Linked DNA regions of Mus musculus: region 1 is linked to region 2. The links are chromatin contacts, found by Hi-C or POLR2A ChIA-PET in ENCODE. All regions are on one chromosome and are shown on one strand. The core of a region is the stretch at or near the end of the contact, and the rest is flanking DNA. Distances in the headings are between cores, read along the strand shown. Region 1 holds the start of Rabep1 (rabaptin, RAB GTPase binding effector protein 1). Region 2 overlaps Scimp (SLP adaptor and CSK interacting membrane protein).

Region 1 (3,014 bases), core at 22-2,521, 39 kb after region 2:
TTATGGTTTGAATGTAGGCATCTGCAGTGACTCTGGAGCAGACTTGAGCTTAGAACTTTTAGAATCAGAATAAATGAAGAAGAAAAAGAAAGAAAGAAAGAAAGAAAGAAAGAAAGAAAAAGAAAAAGTAGGACCTAGTAGTGGTCCAACCCTGAAATCTCAGCTTCTCAGGAGGATGAAGCAGGATTGCAGACTCAAGGCTAACCTGGGCCATTTAGGGAGAGGGTGTTTCAAAATTAAAAAAACAGAACAAGAACTATTGCTATAGCTGAGTAGTGGAGTGCTTGCCTACTATGCTTAAGGTTAAATCCCCAGGACTGCAGGAGGGAGAAAAAAAGACTAGCATAGATCCCTGGCCTTTGGGGGTATGTGCACTTGAATAAGCTGGTGAGAGGAGCGTAAGCCCTGGCTGGGCTCCTGGTCTGTTGCTTGTCTTCCTTCTTTCCTCACCTGTCTTGCACCACGAAGGATCTGTGAACACACAGAGCAGCTCAAATGTGTAAGTGCTGTGCCACCTCCTCCAAATGCAGCTGCCCTCTGGCACGTTGAGAAACGTTTACACCCTGTCTTATAGAAAAATGAGAGACTACAGCTTCAGCTACCCAGGGAGGGAATTCTGGGCTCATAGGAAGGCAGGTGGACTTGGTCCTGAAGTGCCAGACTGTGTAGACCCCTTGCCCTAGGAAGGCAGCAAGGTCTGAATGAGGCTGGAAAGGAAAGTCTGGAGTCTCCGTATGGCTCTCTTGCCCAGGCAGAAGGGTGGCACTTTCTCCTGTCAAGAATGCAAGCACTGCGTCTGGCTGTATCTCCAACAGCTTCTCTGGGCTGATCACGTTAAAGTCAAACATAGTCGCTTAATGGAAAAAGTGCATTGGCTTGCACATCTGGGGACCAGACCAAGTTCTGGCCATAACAATTCTTCCTACTTTATATCCTCATTTAAACTTTTCTTAGCCGCTCTACTTTTCAAGGTTATGAGGTTAAGGGACTTTCTCAAGGACACACAACTAGGCAAAGTAGCGGCTGGGTTCGCGTGCACCCAGGGTCTCCTCACTCAGCTTGATATTTTTGTCTGTGTCCTGGGAGCCAAGAGCTTGCACAGTCTTCGTCTTTGCAGCCGCCAGTCTCCAACACCCATAGCTCTCTCATCAGCCTCCCTCTGGCTCCCAGGCCCCGGACCCCTCCTCCCTGGTCTCCCTCCCTCCTGAGGCCCCGCCCCTCCCTTAGGCCAGCGTCACGTGCCGTCCCATCCCCCCGCGCCTGCGCACTGCTTATTTCCCGCTGTCAGGATGAGGAGGCGGAGGTCGGCGCTCCGGTCCGTCTCTGCCCGAGGCTGTGGCGGCGCCGGCGGCTCCAGCCTTAGCGGTTCCTCCCTGGGCGGCGGTGGCCGCGGCTCGGTCGACGCCTCCTCCGCCAGCTGAGCCCGCGGCATCCCGGGACGCCGCTTCCCCGCCCATCCCCGTTCTCCGAGGCCGCCCACTGGCCATGGCGCAGCCGGGCCCGGCTCCCCAGCCTGACGGTGAGGCGCCCACCATGGCGGGCGCGGCCTGCCCGGCGCAGCGTCGTGGGGGCCCTTGGGGGCAGGAAGGGCACGCGCGCGGGCCCGGGGGTGACCCACGGACTGGAGGCGGGGGCGCGCGGGCGACGCGTGCTGGGGCAGCCGGGCTGGGGAGGGAGAGGGAGGCGCGCGCGGGCGGCCGCGGGGAAGGGCGTGGGGAGGCTGCAGGGAGGGAGCCGGCGGAGAGGAAGGTGCGGTGGGATCAGCACGTGGGTTCCTCGGGTGGGGAGGATGGAAATGGAGAGCATGTGCTATATTCCTTAAAGAAAACGCGAGCCCTCGCCTTGGTAGTGGCCGTGTGCCCTCTCGCCCCACCTCCGCTCCCGCCTCCTCAGGCCACGCTCCAGCGCTCTTTGCACCGGACTTGTAAAAGTAACTGTGATCCTAAGCATTGGGTAGCATTCTTTTGAGTGGTTGTGTTGCTTCATGGTAAGGCCGGGCTCATATCTTAGTCTCTTAGGGCCTCAGTTTCTGACGAACGAAGAGCGCTTGATTCATGTCTCTTTATCGAGAAAGATGGGCAAGTCTTGGGCCAGGCGATAAAGATGGCAACGTTCATCTGTAAAAGGATAGTTTAGTATTATTTCGAGAGTGTTAGGGATGAAAAGGTGCTCGAGTGGGCCGAAATCGAGGAGTCAATCGTCTTCTCCATTCCGTCTCTACCGTTCAAGCGATGGGGTCTCACTTTGTGGACCATGATGACCTGAAACTCCTGAGCTATCCTGCCTCAGTTTCCTGAGTAGCCAAGACTTAGACGTGCAGGACAGACTGTCTTAATAATGCTCATATTGGAAGAAAAAAAGGGCCTTGTTCTAAATAAGCCATGATGGTTATTAGAACCCTTTATGACCTTTAAACCGACTGAGCTCTGCCCCAGAGTTTTGACCACATTGTTTCAGGTGTTGTTGTCGTCAACCGGGAGTTATGTTTGGAAAGAATGTGCTCCGTCCTTGGCAAGATCTTACTGTATCTAGTTGGGAAAGTTCTTTCAGGTGTACTTTTCTAATTGGCTTTTGTGCTTAGCATCTTTACCTGTAAGTAGAATGTTGGGATGTGGTGGTTGGCTCAGGAGGTTCTTGGCCTTTTCCAAGAGTAGTCTCTTGAAATGATCTTTTGTGAAAACCTCTGTTTGTTCTTGCGGTAGGGGAACTGGAAACAATGTTATCAGATTTTGAGACTCTTGCTGCTCTCTGGGAAGTGTTCTCTAAAGATTGTTAGCCTCTAGTTTTGGGTTTTGTTAGTTGCCTAAGGGGTAATGTCCAGCCTAGACTTTAACTTGCTCGATGTTTCTATTCCAATAAAGAGAAGGGAGGTGTTTCTGGTGGGCTGTCAGGAAACAGGGATGTTTTTTGGACCTTCTTTTAACTCTCACCTTTTGTATTTGGTGTCAGGGAGGAAAACTTTACAAACCCTCCTTGTTACTGCAGACAGAGGCAGAATACAGAGAAAGCTCTGA
Region 2 (2,700 bases), core at 170-2,669:
TTAATTATTCTATATACCCAGATCCTTTCATCCCCACAATAGCTCCATAAGCTAAATAGTCATCATTATCATCCCACTTTACAGGTTAGAAAATAGAGGCCTGGGAGAGCTTAACAAGATTGTAGAACAAATAATTGGGAAAAAAAAATCAGAAACCAAAACTTGCCTGACTCTAGGGCCTTAACTTTTGACCAGTATGTCTGAGCATCCCAAAAACCCGTTCAATTTTCCTGGATACCAAGATGCACTTAAATACAAGGTCTTTACAAGCACCTACTCTGCTTCAAAGTGCAACTCCCAACTCTTGTGGATCTGGTATGAGAATCTGAATCAGCATTTTTCACAAGCCATCTAGAAGGTTCTCTGGTCTGAGTGAAGAGCCCCACTTTTGACAGGTCTGTAGGACTCCTAATTGGTGCTGGAGACCGTGTGCCTGTTCCTTGGAGCAGCCATAGATGGTGGCAGCAGGAACCGGGTGGGATAAAAGGCACTGAAAATATTCCTTGAACCCAAATACCTTCCTGCGTGCTTGCCATGGCCCCTGGAAGGTTACACCAACGACCAAGTTCCCTCTCACCAGCAAGGCTCCAGGCTGACCTTTTTTGTACTTCTTCATTTAAACTCACTTGCCTGCACATTTAGGAAGAAAAACTAACTCCCTAGTGCCTCAGGTTTTCTTTCCAGGACTTGGCTCTCTGAGGTCCTTGGAGGACAGTTAGAGCCGATGTGGAGAGGGTGCAGAAACGCAGTTCCTGGAACATGAAGTGGTCCCCTGTGTCCTCCCGGCTTGGTGTCCTCTCCCTAACTCATAACACTTCTGCTCAAGTGTTCAGAACTCTCGGAACTCTCTGCCCTTTCTCCCCAGTCGTCCTTGGGAATCTCAGAGATTTACAGATTCCGTACATCTGTAGCTCTGGGGAGGTGTATGGGGGCTGGAAGCCACAGATGGAAAGGAAGAGGAAGAAGAACTTGGGAGGGGGGTTTGCCACAGGAATAAGGAAGGGGGAGGGTGTCTTCACGGAAAGAGAAACTCTGAATTTCAAGAAGAGAAGGATCCAAGGCCCAGAGTTTGTTTATGATGTGAGGAACTTCAGCCTGCTGCAGACTGTGAAGATTCCAGGAGGGAGGAGAAAAATGAAACGCAGGGTTGGAGGAGAGAGAGGGAAGAAGAGGCAGAGCGGAGCCGGGAGATGCTGTCTCCTCTGGTCGCAGATTGAGCTTTCAAAATCGAACGGTGACAAGGAGAGAAGAGAGATGCTGAATGGAACCGGAGGAAAGAAGGACGTAGGGACAGGAAGTGGGCAGATCACACTACAAATGTCCATTTCTCCAAAGTAGGAAGCAAAGTCAATAACCAGGGTGACGCGGGTGGGGGGTGGGGGGTGGGGGTGGAAGGTGGGGGCAGGGTAGGCCAAGGCAGGAAGCAGGCAGGCTCCCAAGTGAGGACAGTGCTCCCAAGTGAGCCACAAAGTCTTCCACCTCTTTCCAGCCCATCTTTCCCACTCTACATCTCCCTGTGGCACTTCTGGGGCCTTCCTTCCCTCCTCCCCGAGCCCCATGACGGCCCCTCAGCTACAGGAAGGGGCACCTCAGATCTGGGTTATTCTGTGAAGTATGGATGACACACATCTTTCCCCACCCATACAATGCTGGCATCTCTTTCCTGTCTGCCGTGTGTCCCTTTGGTCATCGTCCTCCCCCACCCCCCTTGCTGGTGTGTAAGTACCATACTGGCAGGGCCCTGGCTCCTCTCTTACTACCACGCTCCTGGTGTCTAAGTCACAGGGCCACAGCAGATACTGCATGTGTGTCTGTGAATGAATAGATGAGTAAAAGATTTGACAGCCCTTCTTTCCACTGTGGGTGGACATCCCTTGTGGCCATGCAGCCCGGGTGTGTAACAGTGGCCATGCCTTCGTGAAATGTCCTTTGTAGTTTCTCCTCCTTTCTTCTTTTGCAAGGTTAGTTCTCTTCCCTTAGCCTGACACTCTAAATTCTAAACATAAACTAACCCTGAATGAGTAAGATAATAACTGGGGCTGAGGATGTGGCTTCATGGTAAGATTGCTACAACTTGGGCTGGTGAGATGGCTCAGTGGTTAAGAGCACAGACTGCTCTTCCGAAGGTCCCTAGTTCAAATCCCAGCAACCACATGGTGGCTGATAACCATCCGTAACGAAATCTGATGCCCTCTTCTATTTGAGGACAGCTACAGTGTACTTACATATAATAAATAAATAAATCTTAAAAAAAAAAAAGATTGCTACAACTTCAAGATGCAAACGCTCAGAGATCGATTCCCAGCACCGCACATAAAAAAAAAGATGATAATCACGGGTAATCTTTATTTAGATTTACAGAACCCAGAACATGTACTGATCTTGGGTTACACCAGAATATGTAATAATTCTTATTTTTTCCCTTCTGCCCAACAGCTAACAGAAAGTGAGTCAAGTACTACAAGGCTTGACTTGTAGAAAACAGATAGAGCCCTCTACAGACAAAAACCAGCCCTAGGAGGCTGCTACATTGTAGCCAGAGAAAAATAAGAAAGGAAGCAGGTGCTCTGAGTGATGAAGACCCACCCAGCGGTAGTCTTCCTGCCCGTGGCTCCGGACACTTCCTCCTTTTCATGTACCTAACTTCTCTGGGAGGAAGCATTGGGGACATCAGCGTGCACCTTCTCAGGCACTACTCCT

What was found. A loop is a pair of places that touch in the nucleus more often than their neighbours do. ChIA-PET counts read pairs that join two places held with the same protein, here RNA polymerase II (POLR2A).
Region 1: a map of T-helper 2 cell shows a loop between it and region 2 (2.0-fold over the local background). The contact joins the promoter of Rabep1 here to the enhancer-like site in region 2. A Hi-C loop is called at or near these places in 1 of 37 maps with a recorded cell type or tissue (T-helper 2 cell). POLR2A ChIA-PET finds 5 or more read pairs at or near these places in 1 of 5 experiments (Patski).

What each region holds. Positions count from the first base shown.
Region 1 is chr11:70,843,490-70,846,503 of GRCm38, forward strand. It overlaps Rabep1 (rabaptin, RAB GTPase binding effector protein 1), which reads left to right and starts at 1,272. Exons shown (of 18, transcript NM_019400.3): 1 at 1,272-1,519. The coding sequence starts at 1,486.
Region 2 is chr11:70,804,279-70,806,978 of GRCm38, forward strand. The region is part of intron 1 of Scimp (SLP adaptor and CSK interacting membrane protein); the gene reads right to left. Among named protein-coding and RNA genes, the nearest start is that of Scimp, 6.9 kb to the right of the region's middle. Within about 2 kb of position 1,420, at least 1 of the 3 ENCODE cell types and tissues checked has a DNase peak (open chromatin) inside an H3K27ac peak, as active enhancers do.